Linked DNA regions of Mus musculus: region 1 is linked to region 2. Evidence: chromatin loops called from intact Hi-C (ENCODE). Cell type or tissue: heart. All regions are shown on one strand.

Region 1 (8,000 bases), 80 kb after region 2:
TCTATGGTTCCAGATCTCTTTCCTAGGGTTTCTATCTCCAGCGTTGCCTCGCTTTGGGTTTTCTTTATTGTGTCTACTTCCCCTTTTAGTTCTAGTATGGTTTTGTTCATTTCCATCACCTGTTTGGCTGTGTTTTCCTGCTTTTCTTTAAGAGCCTGTAACTCTTTAGCAGTGCTCTCCTGTAAATCTTTAAGTGACTTATGAAAGTCCTTCTTGATGTCCTCTATCATCATCATGAGAAATGTTTTTAAATCTGGGTCTAGATTTTCGGTTGTGTTGGGGTGCCCAGGACTAGGTGGGGTGGGAGTGCTGCGTTCTGATGATGGTGAGTGGTCTTGATTTCTGTTAGTAGGATTCTTACGTTTGCCTTTCGCCATCTGGTAATCTCTGAAGCTAGCTGTTTTAGTTGTCACTGTTAAGAGCTTGTTCTTCAGGTGACTCTGTTAGCCTCTATGAGCAGACCTGGAGGGTAGCACTCTCCTTAGTTTCAGTGGGCAGAGTATTCTCTGCAGGCAAGCTCTCTTCTTGCAAGGCAGGTACCCAGATATCTGGTGTTTGAACCAGACTCCTGGCAGAAGTTGTGTTCCACTCACTAGAGGTCTTAGGATCACGTGTGGAATCCTGTGTGGGCCCTTGCGGGTGTCAGGCGACTCAGCTGGCAAGGTAGCCGGGGCTCGAGTGGAGTGGAAGGGGTTTGTGCCCCAGATCAAGCCCGGGTAGCCTGCTTCCCTATGTACCGCAGTCTCAAGTTCCACGCGATTGGATTGGGGTAGGCGCTGTGTTCCACTCACCAGAGGTCTTAGGGTCCCATGGGGAGTCCCGTGTGGGCCCTTGCGGGTGTTGGGCAAGACTCTGCTGTCAAGGTAGCCCGGGGCTCGAGTCTCGAGTCGAGCGGAAGGGACTTGTGCCCCAGATCAGGCCCGGGTAGCCTGCTTCCCTATGTACCACAGTCTCAAGTTCCGCGCGATTGGATTGGGGCAGGCACTGTGATCCACTCACCAGAGGTCTTAGGGTCCCGTGGGGAGTCCCGTGTGGACCCTTGCGGGTGTTGGGCAAGACTCTGCTGGCAAGGTAGCCCGGGGCTCGAGTCTCGAGTCGAGCGGAAGGGACTTGTGCCCCAGATCAGGCCCGGGTAGCCTGCTTCCCTATGTACCGCAGTCTCGAGTTCCGCGCGATTGGATTGGGGCAGGCACTGTGATCCACTCACCAGAGGTCTTAGGGTCCCGTGGGGAGTCCTGTGTGGACCCTTGCAGGTGTTGGGCAAGACTCTGCTGGCAAGGTAGCCCGGGGCTCGAGTCACGAGTCGAGCAGAAGGGACTTGTGCCCCAGATCAGGCCCGGGTAGCCTGCTTCCCTATGTACCGCAGTCTCAAGTTCCGCGCGATTGGATTGGGGCAGGCACTGTGGTCCACTCACCAGAGGTCTTAGGGTCCCGTGGGGAGTCCCGTGTGGACCCTTGCGGGTGTTGGGCAAGACTCTGCTGGCAAGGTAGCCCGGGGCTCGAGTCTCGAGTCGAGCGGAAGGGACTTGTGCCCCAGATCAGGCCCGGGTAGCCTGCTTCCCTATGTACTGCAGTCTCAAGTTCCGCGCGATTGGATTGGGGCAGGCACTGTGATCCACTCACCAGAGGTCTTAGGGTCCCGTGGGGAGTCCCGTGTGGACCCTTGCGGGTGTTGGGCAAGACTCTGCTGGCAAGGTAGCCCGGGGCTCGAGTCTCGAGTCGAGCGGAAGGGACTTGTGCCCCAGATCAGGCCCGGGTAGCCTGCTTCCCTATGTACCGCAGTCTCAAGTTCCGCGCGATTGGATTGGGGCAGGCACTGTGGTCCACTCACCAGAGGTCTTAGGGTCCCGTGGGGAGTCCCGTGTGGGCCCTTGCGGGTGTTGGGCAAGACTCTGCTGGCAAGGTAGCCCGGGGCTCGAGTCTCGAGTCGAGCGGAAGGGACTTGTGCCCCAGATCAGGCCCGGGTAGCCTGCTTCCCTATATCTGCAGCACATTTTCATGTTCAAGTCTGAGAGGTAGATTTTTAAAAAGGAAGTTTTGTTGAATGAAATAAGAGGCTGTATGCTAAAGTAGGATGCACAGGGTTTGATGGGTCCATGTTTAATTTTGGTTAAACATCTTGGGAATGGTATTAAGGATATCTTCCTTTCTAAAATAGGGTAATGCCAGTTGTAAGAGTACTGTGAAAGTGTGAGGAAAGGACTCTCAATGACTGTTACTTCTTTTACTTGAACAATGAGTAAAGGTTATTATCTTCTATCTCTGCAAAAATGTTTTCTAGTAAAAGCAATGCTTGCCTTCCTCAGTTGTCCACCATGGGTTTGGACTATGCCACATGGCCAGTACTTCCCACAGCTTCCTGTAACTGTGTTCTGATTCACCTGCAGAAGTTTTGCTCATTGGTTCTCTCAAGTCTGTATTTGTCATAGAAATAGTGACAGCAGAAACAGTGTCTCTGGTCTGACTTGAGGTTGATTGGTTTTTGGTTGAAGGATTTAGTTGAGATTTTGGCTCTGGCTTGCTTCCATCCAAACAGTATTTGTGTTACACTTAGTTAATGTCAAGAAACATGTCACATAGGACATAGATCATAGAACCCAGGTCCTTAAAGGTTCTCAGTTCCACGAGGAGCATAAATGAGAGGGAACTCTAATTGTAAGGGGCAATCAAATGATGGACACAGAAGGACCTATTGCCCAAGCTTAATATTCACGATGCCTCAGATTGAGACAAGGAGAGCACATACATAGACACATAGAGTCAGGCTTGGAAGAAGTTCAGCTACAACCTGTAGTGCCCAGTGCATTTATTGATAATCTCGTTGTTATTCTTGGTGTGGATACTCAAGCGTCCTTCATCTCTAAGGGGAAGAACCATTTCTGAAAGTGTTTGGTCCTTCACTTTTCACTATGAAACATTGAGAATATGTTTCTAGAAATCTGTTGTCCTAGTCAACTACAAATAGTCTTGGAGGAGAAGAAAAAAGCCACAGACATAGGTTAAGGAAGGCCTGACTGGTGTGGACAGATGGAGGACATCATTCTAAGAGTAGGAATATTCAGGGGACACTAAGTACACATAGACTGATACATCTGTGAAACTAAGCAAATAATCTTCTTTAAATGTATTATTTTTTTGTATGTGTATGAGTGTTTGTTTGCATGTTGGTATGTGGAAAAAGTGTATTCCTGGTGCTTGTGGCGGTCTGAAAAGAGCATTGGATATGTTTTTCATATCCTGTTTCTAATTAAACTATTAAAAATGTGAAATATGGGTGAAAAGTTGAATATGCTTGGTGCTGGGTTTAGTGATAAAACTACATAGTTTCTCACAATGGCTAGGATTTTATTGCTTTCTTTCCAGTTCACTAATGAAGTGAAACTTCATTAAAGGTCAAAAGACATAGAAGAGCTTGTGACAGTAAATCTTTAAAGAGTGAGAAACACCTAATAGTTTCACTGGAAAGCACAGTGCTGCCTTTTATATTTTGAGATGAGCAGAATATTACAGAAAACATTTCATAGAATTCCAGAGGCCTTCTGAAAAGAAGGGTGTTCGAATGAAAGTAATGACTTCTTAAAAGGGGGGCTGTTCTCTTGTTCTTTAATTATATTTACTCATCTGCACTTTCCTACCTTTTAGCCGGGTGGGGGGAGGGTAAATAGTTTAACTGTGATGACTTCATTATCTTCATTTTTATCAGAGAGATGGGCATATTGATAAATATCCATTCTATATGATGGTTGTTCAAATAAGAATACCTTTTGATGTTGCTGGAAGAATCCTAGGCAAAAGTTTCAATTGTCCTGTGTCTAGGCCTCTTTAACAGCCTTCCGGACGTTTCTCATCTCCCTAGAGTAGGCATTTCTCTTAACTTGCACTCCTGTGGTGAACCTAATTTAGCACTATACACTATGACAGCTTTATTTCTACTGTCCCCAATCATCAGAGTTATGCAGAGCTAAGGCTGTGTCTAGTTATTGTTTTGACCTCATGCATAGATGAAGGGCTTGTGGTAGAACTCCTAATCAGAAAATATTATTGTGTTGGATTTGTGACCATTCTCAGACCAGACTCTGTACCTCTAGCTTGAGTAACTAGTCACTAGATTGAACAAAATCTTTGTCTTTCCAAACAAAGTTGTCCTTCCATTATCCATGGGTTCTGCAACCATGCATTTGTGCAGTCATAGATGAAAAGGATTTAGGAGACTAAACACAGTTGCCCTCATATTAATTATTCATGGTTTCTGCAGCCATGCGTTCATACAATCAGAGCTGAGAAGTATTGTGGCGACTGGATGTGTACAACACTGTTTCCTTTTTAGATTCCCTCAACAGTACTGTTTAACCACTATTTTCTTAGTTGTTGCATTGTCTTAGGCATTGCAGGTAAAATGGAGATGAAGGTATATGTCAATTTTTGTGTAAGCTCCATGCAAACATTATGTTATACTACATTAGGAACTTGTGAGCTTTGGGCTTTCATATCCCCTGGAAGTTTGGATCCCACTTTTCCACCCCACCCCCAACAACATCAAGGGAAATGGAATTGCACAGGAAACCACTTGGTTGTTAGTCAAACTGGCTTCCCATAGGAATTGTTCAAAGAACCTGAATGTTGACTATAAAATTAGGGAGCAGAGTCCCCTAAAACTCCTTGGGTTTAATTTGAACAACACTTAGCACTTCCTCAGGATTAAATAAGTAACCTGCAAAGGTCATGCGTTTGCTTGCTACAGTGACTTTACTATACCTGTGCACTTAAGGTTTCCAGCGGGCTCTCTATCCTTGGGAAAGCCATCAGGGGAACTCCGCGGGGATCCTCGGGTTTGGGTTTGGAAGGAGAGCCTTGGGTTCCTCTGAAGTTATGAACCACACACATTCCCTGCAGGATGAGAGGGAAGAGAGATTGGGTCAGACTCCAATAGGCAGCTCCCGGTCATCTCTGATAGTGACAGACCGTTGTACATGAATATGAGCACCAAGGTGACATATTTCCTTGGAATTGTAGGAAAGACTGAGAGAGGCCTGAACTGTATGCTGAGCACACAGCAGGTACTGTGAAGAAAATTTACCAGGTGGCTGGGGATACCCCACATGGCTCATCTCCTCAGCTGTCAAATGGGAGCGAGAAAACTTACCTTATAGATTTATGACAGTATGACCCGTGTAAGTCCCCTTGTTATCACACCAAACATGTGCTGAAGGCTGCTGTGTGTCTGGCAGTGTCCTGGGCTTGTGCCTCACTTTGGTTGATCCAGGCAACAATTTCCAACGGTAAGAAGTGACGTGCTATTGTATTAGTTTCTTCAGCTTGGACAGGGGAAGTTTAAATTCCTCAAAATCCTACCACTATATTATTTTTTTCTCTTAAGTGCCAAACATAACAAGTTCTCAGCCCACACTGACTGATGTTTAACGTCTGCCTAAAATGATCATTGTCAAATATGTCTTTATTGCTTACTTGGCTTAAGCAACTCACTATAAATGTTTGTCTATGTTCCGTTCCTTATTTTCTACCAGTCATAGTTTTTAGCATCTTCTCAGCCCACGATCATTGTTCTGCCTCTTTCCATATCTGTTTTTGTTATTCTGCTTCTTTGTTTCTATGTCTAGTGTTGAATCTTTCCGCTAATTTTTCAAACCATACAGAACATCCACACAAACATTTTTTTTTAAAAAAACCAGGCTCATCTCCACTTTACACTATAGCTCTGTTTAAAACTTTGGCTACTTGGGAAATGGTAGAAGGGGAAGTGTACGAGCCTTGGAGTTGAGGTTTATCGTGAATGGGTGATTATTTACTAAGCAATATATTTTGAGGCCCAATTTACTGGACAGTAAAATGAAGGTTAAAATATTGCCAGCCGTGTCCTAAGAACTCGAAACTGGAGGTGTTTGTATTGCAGGGCATGCAGTCATTGCTCAGTCCACATTTCCATTGCCCTTTCTCATGGGAAACACAGATGTGTAAAGCAGTGTTGGAGGGGAACAGAGAGTATGCTGGTCTTCTTGGCTTTTGCTTCTCTCTGTCTCCTCTCCATATCTGGTTACTCCCTCTCCCCTCTCTGACGTCATTTTTCCCTTCTGTTCCCAGCTTGATGTGTGTCTTTGAGCTATGGATATGTGTGTGCAAGCGAGTAGACAGCAATTCAATGGCAGTCTGGATTTTTAAAGTACAAATCAAATTGGATGAAAGCAAAATTGACCATAGCTGTCAAATCACTGGAAGCAATAACAGAGCAAACAATGACCAAGGGATAGGAAAGAAGATGGGAAAGTTACTAAGAGAAAAGTCTAATCTTAAAGCAGAACTCTTATACAGCACCCCAGCAACCCACAGGCTTTCACAGACAATCTCTCAAAAGCCCATGCAGATGTGTGGACGTCTTTGCTGCCATTTCTTATTAGCGGGTGATAGTGTGCTCTAATGATGTTAGATATCAAGAGTGACTTGTCTTCTAGCCCATCCTTGTTCATGTACCAGTGATCTCCCTTGGAGACTGATCTCTTGAAGTCATCTATAATTCTTGTTTTCTTTCAAAAATGTTTCTCAGGAAGTCTTTCTAATGAGAGGCCAGCAGCATGGGATCATTTCAGCACTTGCTCTGTGTCTTCACCCAGAGAATTTATACCTCAGCCTCTCATCTTCTTCCATTAGGAAAAGAGGGCTGGTGTCTGATGGAAGGGATGTTGAGTGACAATAGTTTCACAGGGAGTATTCTATAGAAATGTGTGAGCATATTCAGGAAAAGCAGCTGTCCACCATGCCCGGCGTCCAATCAAATTTCTCAAAGCAAAAGTACTCTGCTTTTCTTCTTGTAGAGAAGCATATGTATTCTTTGGAGGATTGCTGCTTAGAAGTCGGGAGCACGGGGAATGGCGACTCAGACTGGAATCTGGGAAAGTCAGTGAGTGAGCTGTGGCTTTACCCAGAGGACATGAAATGGAAGAAGTAGAAGGAAAAAGGCTGACCTACCAAAAACAGGGCCACTGCGGTGCCCAGGATGAAGCCGGCGATCACGTCGGAACAGTGGTTCCGGTACTCTGAGACGCGGTTGAGGCCTGTCAGGAAGGCGGTACAGAGGGTCCCCAAGCACAGCACTGGCTTGGCCAGCCGACTGCTCTTCGTCTTGATTGTGCTTGTGATGTACATCTGCAGTGGAAGAGAGAGAGAGAGAGAGAGAGAGAGAGAGAGAGAGAGAGAGAGAGAGAGAGAGAGAGAGAGAGAGAGAGAGAGACCAGACCAGTGAGTCCCCGGCAGTCCTTGGCCTGGCTCCTCCACGGCAATGCACACGAATCCCAGGTCAGAAACAAGGACTTTGTAAAAGGAAACCTGAGCAACAAATCTCATTGGACAACTTCATTAAGCTAGTTAGTTAGATAGGAAACAGGGCAGCCGTGACAATGAACATGAGTTCGTTAGTGACTTTTGCATCGTCATGAGTTTATGAGCAGAAACTATATTGTCAGAAGGAATAACTGATGAATAATGGCTGGATCCAGACCATGTAGTTTTTATGTAAATAACCAGAGAATTGTGTGGTGATATTACAAAACTCTTATAAAATTCTTAGATAGCTAACATTCTATTTGAATGCATTTGTGTCAGAAGACACCAGGTAAGGGAGAGATTTCACATTTTACTTTTTACTGTGTCGTCTGCACTCTTTGGGACCATGATATAAAATTATTCACTGACTGGCTGATAGCCCTAATATGAACGCCCTAATCTGATCACGACTATGGGACGCTATTCTGCTGGAAGTTGGTTTTCATGTCAGGGACAACTGAGGTCTGCTACATTTGTCTACTATCCACTCACTTGTCTACTTTAAACTGTTTTAAAACACTAAAATTCTCTGTGTAGTACAGTATATAAAAGGGTGAACGATATGAAGAAAATAAAAGTTGTTGCACTCTCTGACACTAGAAATGTGGGCTGTTATTATCAAATGTTTCCACAATGCCCACAGTAAAGAAAAAACGTGTTTCTAG
Region 2 (8,000 bases):
CATCTACTCTTTCTCCTTTCAAGAGCACATTAAAGGATATTTGCATTTTCCAATACTGGAGTTGCCAAAGCCTTCCTATCCATCACAGTCAAAGAGATCTTTAGAGCTTATCACTGGGATACACAGAGGCATAACTGCACAGGGTACACTCTTTGTCATTATTAACCCTGTATCTAAATGTGTTATTTTTCAGCTCCTTTAGACCCTATTAAAAGTACTCTTATTTCCAAATAGGTCATAGTTAATCTTCAGGCAAGTTGGGATGAAATTTGGCATCTATCTGTTGGATAAACTTTAACAAAGTGTTTTCTGTGTCAAGTCCTGTAATGGGCATGTCATCAGAGCATGGACGTCCACGAGTTAACAGTCTCACTGGTGCATAACATCAAAACACTTTATTAGTCTTGTTTCTTTCCAATCCCTTTCCACAGCAAGTCAGACTTTCTCAGGCATTTCTGCAATCCACTAAAAAAGAGGAACAGCATTCACTCCAGAATTTATTTCTCTTAGGTTATAGTCATTATTTGTCCTGTTTGAACAAAAAGCTTTGTCTTTGTCAGAAAAACCAAGTAGGGACATCCAAACCTGAGGAATGAATCTCACATGCTAGATTGGAAGGTTTACCCTCAACCTGAGGCCACTGAATATCTTAAGGGTACGCAGAGGCTTTATTAAAGTGGCATAATGCAGAGGGTAGACTAACTCAGAGATCCAGGGAACAGAACAGAAAGAAATCCCTCAGTTGTAACTGATATAGAGCATAGCTTGCCAGAGAATACCCTATACACCCTGGGCTATGGAAGCAGAGTCTGTGACCACAGATTTTGAAGTAACAAGTGATCTTCCCAGAATCAAACCTAGAAAAAAAGAGTTCAAAGGTAGTGATCCGTGTTGTTGACTTGATTTTTCTTCAAAATACAATTTGGTGACAAGAAAAGCTGAAAACTACGTGTGACATGAAGTAGGTAATAAACATCAATTTTGTCTACCCTCATTTCTGATGTTTTAGGAAAAGTAAACTAAAGAGAGCCCATTACTAATTTTCTTTAAAAATACCATGTGTTTAAGTAAATAAAATGAGTCGCCCAGACACTGGATGACTTCACACTTAGCATACAGGACAGAAGACAGAGCTCAGAGTCTACAAATCATTCTTTCCTGGGACTTCCTTTTGTCTGTAGCATCCATGAACCATCTCAGTAGACACATCACACCAAGAAGGGCTAAACTTGATTCAGAGGCATCATGTAACAGAAAGAATAGAAATAAGAATGGGGCAGAGCTCGACCAAGATGTTGGAACTGGTGTATGTCACAGTGTTTTCGAGTTTATATCCCTCCCTGGGTTCATTGCCCTGAAAACAACAGATGCATTATATATGTGAGGGCAGGTGGTTAACACTTGTGATGAACAGAGCCTTAACAGCTCTTTTCTCTGACTTTAGTCAGATACTACTTAGAACATGTGTATGAGTATAGTTCAGGAAACTCCCAGGAAAGTTTTATCAGAGGTGACTTTTGTTCCTAAAAAAAAAAAAAAAGACTAATTGTTTACTGAAAACTTGGAAATTTCAGAACAGGTTGAAGACTATGGCATCACACTAAGAATCCAGAAAATGCATTTGATTTGAGTATCTTAATAAATGAAGGAATTCTTTCACCTTATTTTAACACATATGTATGCCTATTTGTGTACAGTCATTCCTTCGCCCCCTGCTTCTGTCTGCTTACTCTGAATGACCTTTCAGCATGCCCCTGTTTAATGGTTCATCTAATCCCCTCTCTCATGGACTGAGAAGCACAGACACTCCACAGTTCTTCAAACACCGCCAACTGAAATGAAACACAGAGCACAGGAGCCAGACTACATTTTGTGATAACTTTTTTTTTCTTCTCTTTAGAAAAAAAAATATGTACAAAAAAAGCTAAGAAGACCTGACAAGGGTGAGAAACATTTTGATAGATACAGAAAGGGAACTCCTTCTCCCAAAGGAGGGACACATTATCACCATGCTAGAAAAAATGGGATGCAGTTAAAATCTAAGAACAGTTAAAAGCCCCATAGTGAAGCCGTTGCTCTGGGCTCTACATGTAGATGCTCTGATAGCCTTTCTGTAAAATAATACTGTGCAAACTGTAAAATATTCTTTTTCATAAAAAGTCCATACAATATGATATACAAAACTGTTGAGTTGACAGGAAAGGCTGGTGCTTGCTGCTCTCTTGGATAGTAGGCCACGGTGTCACCTGCCCAAGGTCAGAATCCCAGACTGACCTTGTGCTCTGTAGGATGGCGAGGCCATTATCTAAGAAAGCATCATATAACCAAAGTACTCTTCCTCCAAATATAGGCTTCTGTGCCAATAGTTGGGCAACTAGAACTCTTCACTAGTATGCCCCTGTTGCTTTAACTGGGAATGCAGTCAACTATTTACAAAGCAGAACACAATGTTCTCTTCCAATATTTTTTTTCCACGATTGACTTTGAGATTTACAATTAACTACCACGGTCCTTCCTGTAACTCAAAAGTTTAACTTCCATTAAAATTCAAAACTTCTGGAGGAGGCAGCAACTGTGGTAATAAAGGGTTAAAGTGGGTTGTTCGCTTTATTTGTGTCTATAAAACTGAGAAAAATTTGTGTACAAATATCACAAAACAACGTTAGCCATTGGATAAATGTGATTCTTCAATGCACACTCGAACAACAGGAAAATTTTGTTGGTTTTAAAAATCTGGCATAAATATATTAAAGCTGACAAAAAAAGATCAGGGCAAGCTACATCACTTCTTCATACAAAAAATGTACAAAACATTAGCCTCTAACTAGATAAATGTAATACTTGTCTTCACAGTTTGACTTGAGTATCTGTGTGTTTTGAAGAATTGAACTGGAAGGTTGCTGGAAAAAAACAAAACAAAAACCAAACAATCCCTAAACAGCTGCATGTCTTTATTCATCTCAGGTGACTTCGGTCATGGAGGCGGAGTGATTCTGTAGAGCAAGGAAAACATACAGTCTCAGAGCTGGGGTAAGAGACATCGACATACTATCATCCATTCCTTAAATATCTTCCAGACTAAGGCTCACTGATCTCTCACTCTCTCTCTTATTAATTTAACATTTCAAACTTTTCATGGTGTATTTTTCCTCTCCCCCAAATTTTTCCCTGATCCTTCCCCTCCCCATCCCCCACCTCAGCTTCAGGTCCCCTCTTAAACAAATAACATCCCCAAACAAAACCCACAAAACTATGCTTTCCCCTTCATATTCTTCCAAGGCCCTTCAACTCCTGTTATCTCTTCCTTCAGCATTTTCTTTTTTTTTTTTTTCTTCTTTTCTTTTCTTTTATTGGATATTTTATTTATTTATTTATTTATTTTTTCCATTTTTTATTAGGTATTTAACTCATTTACATTTCCAATGCTATACCAAAAGTCCCCCATATCCACCCACCCCCACTCCCCTGCCCACCCACTCCCCCTTTTTGGCCCTGGTATTCCCCTGTACTGGGGCATATAAAGTTTGCAAGTCCAATGGGCCTCTCTTTCCTAGGATACCCAAGATATAAGATATAATTTGCTAAACACATGAAACTCAAGGAGAATGAAGACTGAAGTGTGGACACTATGCCCCTCCTTAGATTTGGGAACAAAACACCCATGGAAGGAGTTACAGAGACAGAGTTTGGAGCTGAGATGAAAGGATGGACCATGTAGAGACTTCCTTCAGCATTTTCAACTGAAGCAAAATCACTTCTTCATGTAAACTTTCCCCTACTGTTTTAACATACATATTTAACACAGGATCCCAAAGTGACAGCTATATTTCATACCTTTGAAATGTTTTAAAGACTGACTACTAGCTATGAATTATTACTAGTATGACTTATTCTTTGAGTTATGACTTCTCTGGGACTAAAATTATTATTTTCCAGTGGATAAAGTGGTTTTCATTTGACTTTAATTAATTTGTAGGAATATGGTCTACATAATTCAGAGTCATTAAAATGTCTTCTTTTTACATATTTAAAAATTAAATTGTGTGTGTCTGTGTGTGTCTGTGTGTGTATGTCCCTGTGTACATGTATTGTTACCACATGGATGTGACCTTAAGATAGTCAGGTAGGTGACTTTGACCTGAGTTCTTTAATTCTGCTTTGTTTTATTTTTCTATTTATATATAATATGAAGTTTGTGTTAGTACTAATTCAGAATCAAAGGTGCATCAGAATCCCCTGGGAATATTTTTCAACTTGTTTCCACCATGCATTTCTGAACTAAAATCTCTTGGGAGAGGAGTCCAGGTATCTGTAGTCTTGTTAACAATTAGTTGTTCTTGTTCTTGTTCTTGGTGTCTTCTCTTATTGTTCTTGTAGTAGTATCTGTTGTTGTTGTTCTTTTTGTTCTTCTTGTCTTGTTGTTCTTGTTGTTCTTGTTGTTTTTGTTGTTGTTGTTGTTGTTCTTCCTCTTCCTCCTCCTCCTCCTCCTCCTCCTCCTCCTCCTCCTCCTCCTCCTCCTCCTCCTTCTTCTTCTTCTTCTTCTTCTTCTTCTTCTTCTTCTTCTTCTTCTTCTTCTTCTTCTTCTTCTTCTATGTTTTATCATCTCTTGTCCTCATGAGTAGAAAACATCCATACATACAGAGGAAACCAATTGCTTCATTTCTAACTTATTCCTTTGTTAGAGTGAATATGAGCATTTAATTGGGGAACATGGGTAGCTGAAAGATGGCGTTTTGGAAGAATTTTAGGCCCATACAGTGATGGCTGGAGAACTATCTCTTCAGTTGGAATTTTCTATAGTAGTTTACTTTTTAGTTCCTCTGTACCCTGTCTTAATCAGCAATATCAGCAGGAATCACAGAATGCAAATGTCAAACATGGGTTAATATTTTAAGGAGGAGGGTTCTGTGAGGCAAAGGGAAAAGAATGTTCCAGAAGGAGAGAAAGCAGATTCCTGGCTCCTGGTCATAGAAAGCTGTCCTCCTGAGATTCTGAATGGCAGGTAGGTTTCATGTGTGTAAGTATGTGCTCCAAAGGGCAGTTTTGGTCTCTAAAATCTCCATAGTTCCTCCCTGGGAAGATAGTTTCATTCTCCCAGCCACAAAGCATCAGCTTCTACTGTATACTCTGGCCCAAGGTGTTGCATGGGAGGCTTTTACTCAGAGAGAACATGCCAGCCACTTATTGGAAGAATAGTTCAGGTTGAACATACAATTCCTGCAGCACATTTTCATGTTCAAGTCTGAGAGGTAGATTTTTAAAAAGGAAGTTTTGTTGAATGAAATAAGAGGCTGTATGCTAAAGTAGGATGCACAGGGTTTGATGGGTCCATGTTTAATTTTGGTTAAACATCTTGGGAATGGTATTAAGGATATCTTCCTTTCTAAAATAGGGTAATGCCAGTTGTAAGAGTACTGTGAAAGTGTGAGGAAAGGACTCTCAATGACTGTTACTTCTCTTTCTTGAACAATGAGTAAAGGTTATTATCTTCTATCTCTGCAAAAATGTTTTCTAGTAAAAGCAATGCTTGCCTTCCTCAGTTGTCCACCATGGGTTTGGACTATGCCACATGGCCAGTACTTCCCACAGCTTCCTGTAACTGTGTTCTGATTCACCTGCAGAAGTTTTGCTCATTGGTTCTCTCAAGTCTGTATTTGTCATAGAAATAGTGACAGCAGAAACAGTGTCTCTGGTCTAACTTGAGGTTGATTGGTTTTTGGTTGAAGGATTTAGTTGAGATTTTGGCTCTGGCTTGCTTCCATCCAAACAGTATTTGTGTTACACTTAGTTAATGTCAAGAAACATGTCACATAGGACATAGATCATAGAACCCAGGTCCTTAAAGGTTCTCAGTTCCACGAGGAGCATGAATGAGAGGGAACTCTAATTGTAAGGGGCAATCAAATGATGGACACAGAAGGACCTTCTGCCCAAGCTTGATGATAACAACCAGTTGTGCCAGCACCAATTGTTGAAAATGCTGTCTTTCTTCCACTGGATGGTTTTAGCTCCCTTGTCGAAGATCAAGTGACCATAGGTGTATGGGTTCATTTCTGGGTCTTCAATTCTATTCCATTAGTCTACTTGTCTGTCTCTATACCAGTACCATGCAGTTTTTATCACAATTGCTCTGTAGTACAGCTTTAGGTCAGGCATGGTGATTCCACCAGAGGTTCTTTTATCCTTGAGAAGAGTTTTTGCTATCCTAGGTTTTTTGTTATTCCAGATGAATTTGCAAATTGCTCCTTCTAATTCGTTGAAGAATTGAGTTGGAATTTTGATGGGGATTGCATTGAATCTGTAGATTGCTTTTGGCAAGATAGCCATTTTTACAATGTTGATCCTGCCAATCCATGAGCATGGGAGATCTTTCCATCTTCTGAGATCTTCTTTAATTTCTTTCTTCAGAGACTTGAAGTTTTTATCATACAGATCTTTTACTTCCTTAGTTAGAGTCACGCCGAGATATTTTATATTATTTGTGACTATTGAGAAGGGTGTTGTTTCCCTAATTTCTTTCTCAGCCTGTTTATTCTTTGTGTAGAGAAAGGCCATTGACTTGTTTGAGATAATTTTATATCCAGCTACTTCACCGAAGCTGTTTATCAGGTTTAGGAGTTCTCTGGTGGAATTTTTAGGGTCACTTATATATACTATCATATCATCTGCAAAAAGTGATATTTTGACTTCCTCTTTTCCAATTTGTATCCCCTTGATCTCCTTTTGTTGTCGAATTGCTCTGGCTAATACTTCAAGTACTATGTTGAAAAGGTAGGGAGAAAGTGGGCAGCCTTGTCTAGTCCCTGATTTTAGTGGGATTGCTTCCAGCTTCTCTCCATTTACTCTGATGTTGGCTACTGGTTTGCTGTAGATTGCTTTTATCATGTTTAGGTATGGGCCTTGAATTCCTGATCTTTCCAAAACTTTTATCATGAATGGGTGTTGGAACTTGTCAAATGCTTTTTCTGCATCTAACGAGATGATCATGTGGTTTTTGTCTTTGAGTTTGTTTATATAATGGATTACATTGATGGATTTTCGTATATTAAACCATCCCTGCATCCCTGGAATAAAACCTACTTGGTCAGGATGGATGATTGCTTTAATGTGTTCTTGGATTCGGTTAGCGAGAATTTAATTGAGGATTTTTGCATCGATATTCATAAGAGAAATTGGTCTGACGTTCTCTATCTTTGTTGGATCTTTCTGTGGTTTAGGTGTCAGAGTAATAGTGGCTTCATAAAATGAGTTGGGTAGAGTACCTTCTACTTTTATCTTGTGAAAAAGTTTGTGCAGAACTGAAATTAGATCTTCTTTGAAGGTCTGATAGAACTCTGCACTAAACCCGTCTTGTCCTGGGCTTTTTTTGGCTGGGAGACTATTAATAACTGCTTCTATTTCTTTAGGGGATATGGGACTGTTTAGAAGGTCAACTTGATCCTTATTCAACTTTGGTACCTGGTATCTGTCCAGAAATTTGTTCATTTCGTCCAGGTTTTCCAGTTTTGTTGAGTATAGCCTTTTGTAGAAGGATCTGATGGTGTTTTGGATTTCTTCAGGATCTGTTGTTATGTCTCCCTTTTCATTTCTGATTTTGTTAATTACGATTTTGTCCCTGTGCCCTCTAGTGAGTCTAGCTAAGGGTTTATCTATCTTGTTGATTTTCTCAAAGAACCAACTCCTCGTTTGGTTAATTCTTTGAATAGTTCTTCTTGTTTCCACTTGGTTGATTTCACCCCTGAGTTTGATTATTTCCTGCCGTCTACTCCTCTTGGGTGAATTTGCTTCCTTTTTTTCTAGAGCTTTTAGATGTGTTGTCAAGCTGCTAGTATGTGCTCTCTCCCGTTTCTTCTTGGAGGCACTCAGAGCTATGAGTTTCCCTCTTAGAAATGTTTTCATTGTGTCCCAAAGGTTTGGGTACGTTGTGGCTTCATTTTCATTAAACTCTAAAAAGTCTTTAATTTCTTTCTTTATTCCTTCCTTGACCAAGGTATCATCGA

What was found. Peaks named below come from ENCODE experiments on the same cell type or tissue, not always from the same donor. Only the 100,000 strongest peaks of a DNase experiment are listed, where the experiment ranks them.
Region 1: a loop joins it to region 2, with 12 times the contacts of the local background. A loop is called at or near these places in 10 of 42 quality-filtered maps.

Annotation. Positions count from the first base shown.
Region 1 is chr4:49,322,506-49,330,505 of GRCm38, reverse strand. It overlaps Plppr1 (phospholipid phosphatase related 1), which reads right to left. Exons shown (of 8, transcript NM_178756.4): 6 at 6,982-7,158; 7 at 4,756-4,887. Among named protein-coding and RNA genes, the nearest start is that of Gm22685, 37 kb to the right of the region's middle. In heart, no CTCF peak of the experiment used is centred here; no DNase peak of the experiment used is centred here.
Region 2 is chr4:49,402,693-49,410,692 of GRCm38, reverse strand. Acnat2 (acyl-coenzyme A amino acid N-acyltransferase 2) reads left to right here and starts at 4,935. Exons shown (of 4, transcript NM_001356289.1): 1 at 4,935-5,002. It also overlaps the pseudogene Gm12451. In heart, no CTCF peak of the experiment used is centred here; no DNase peak of the experiment used is centred here.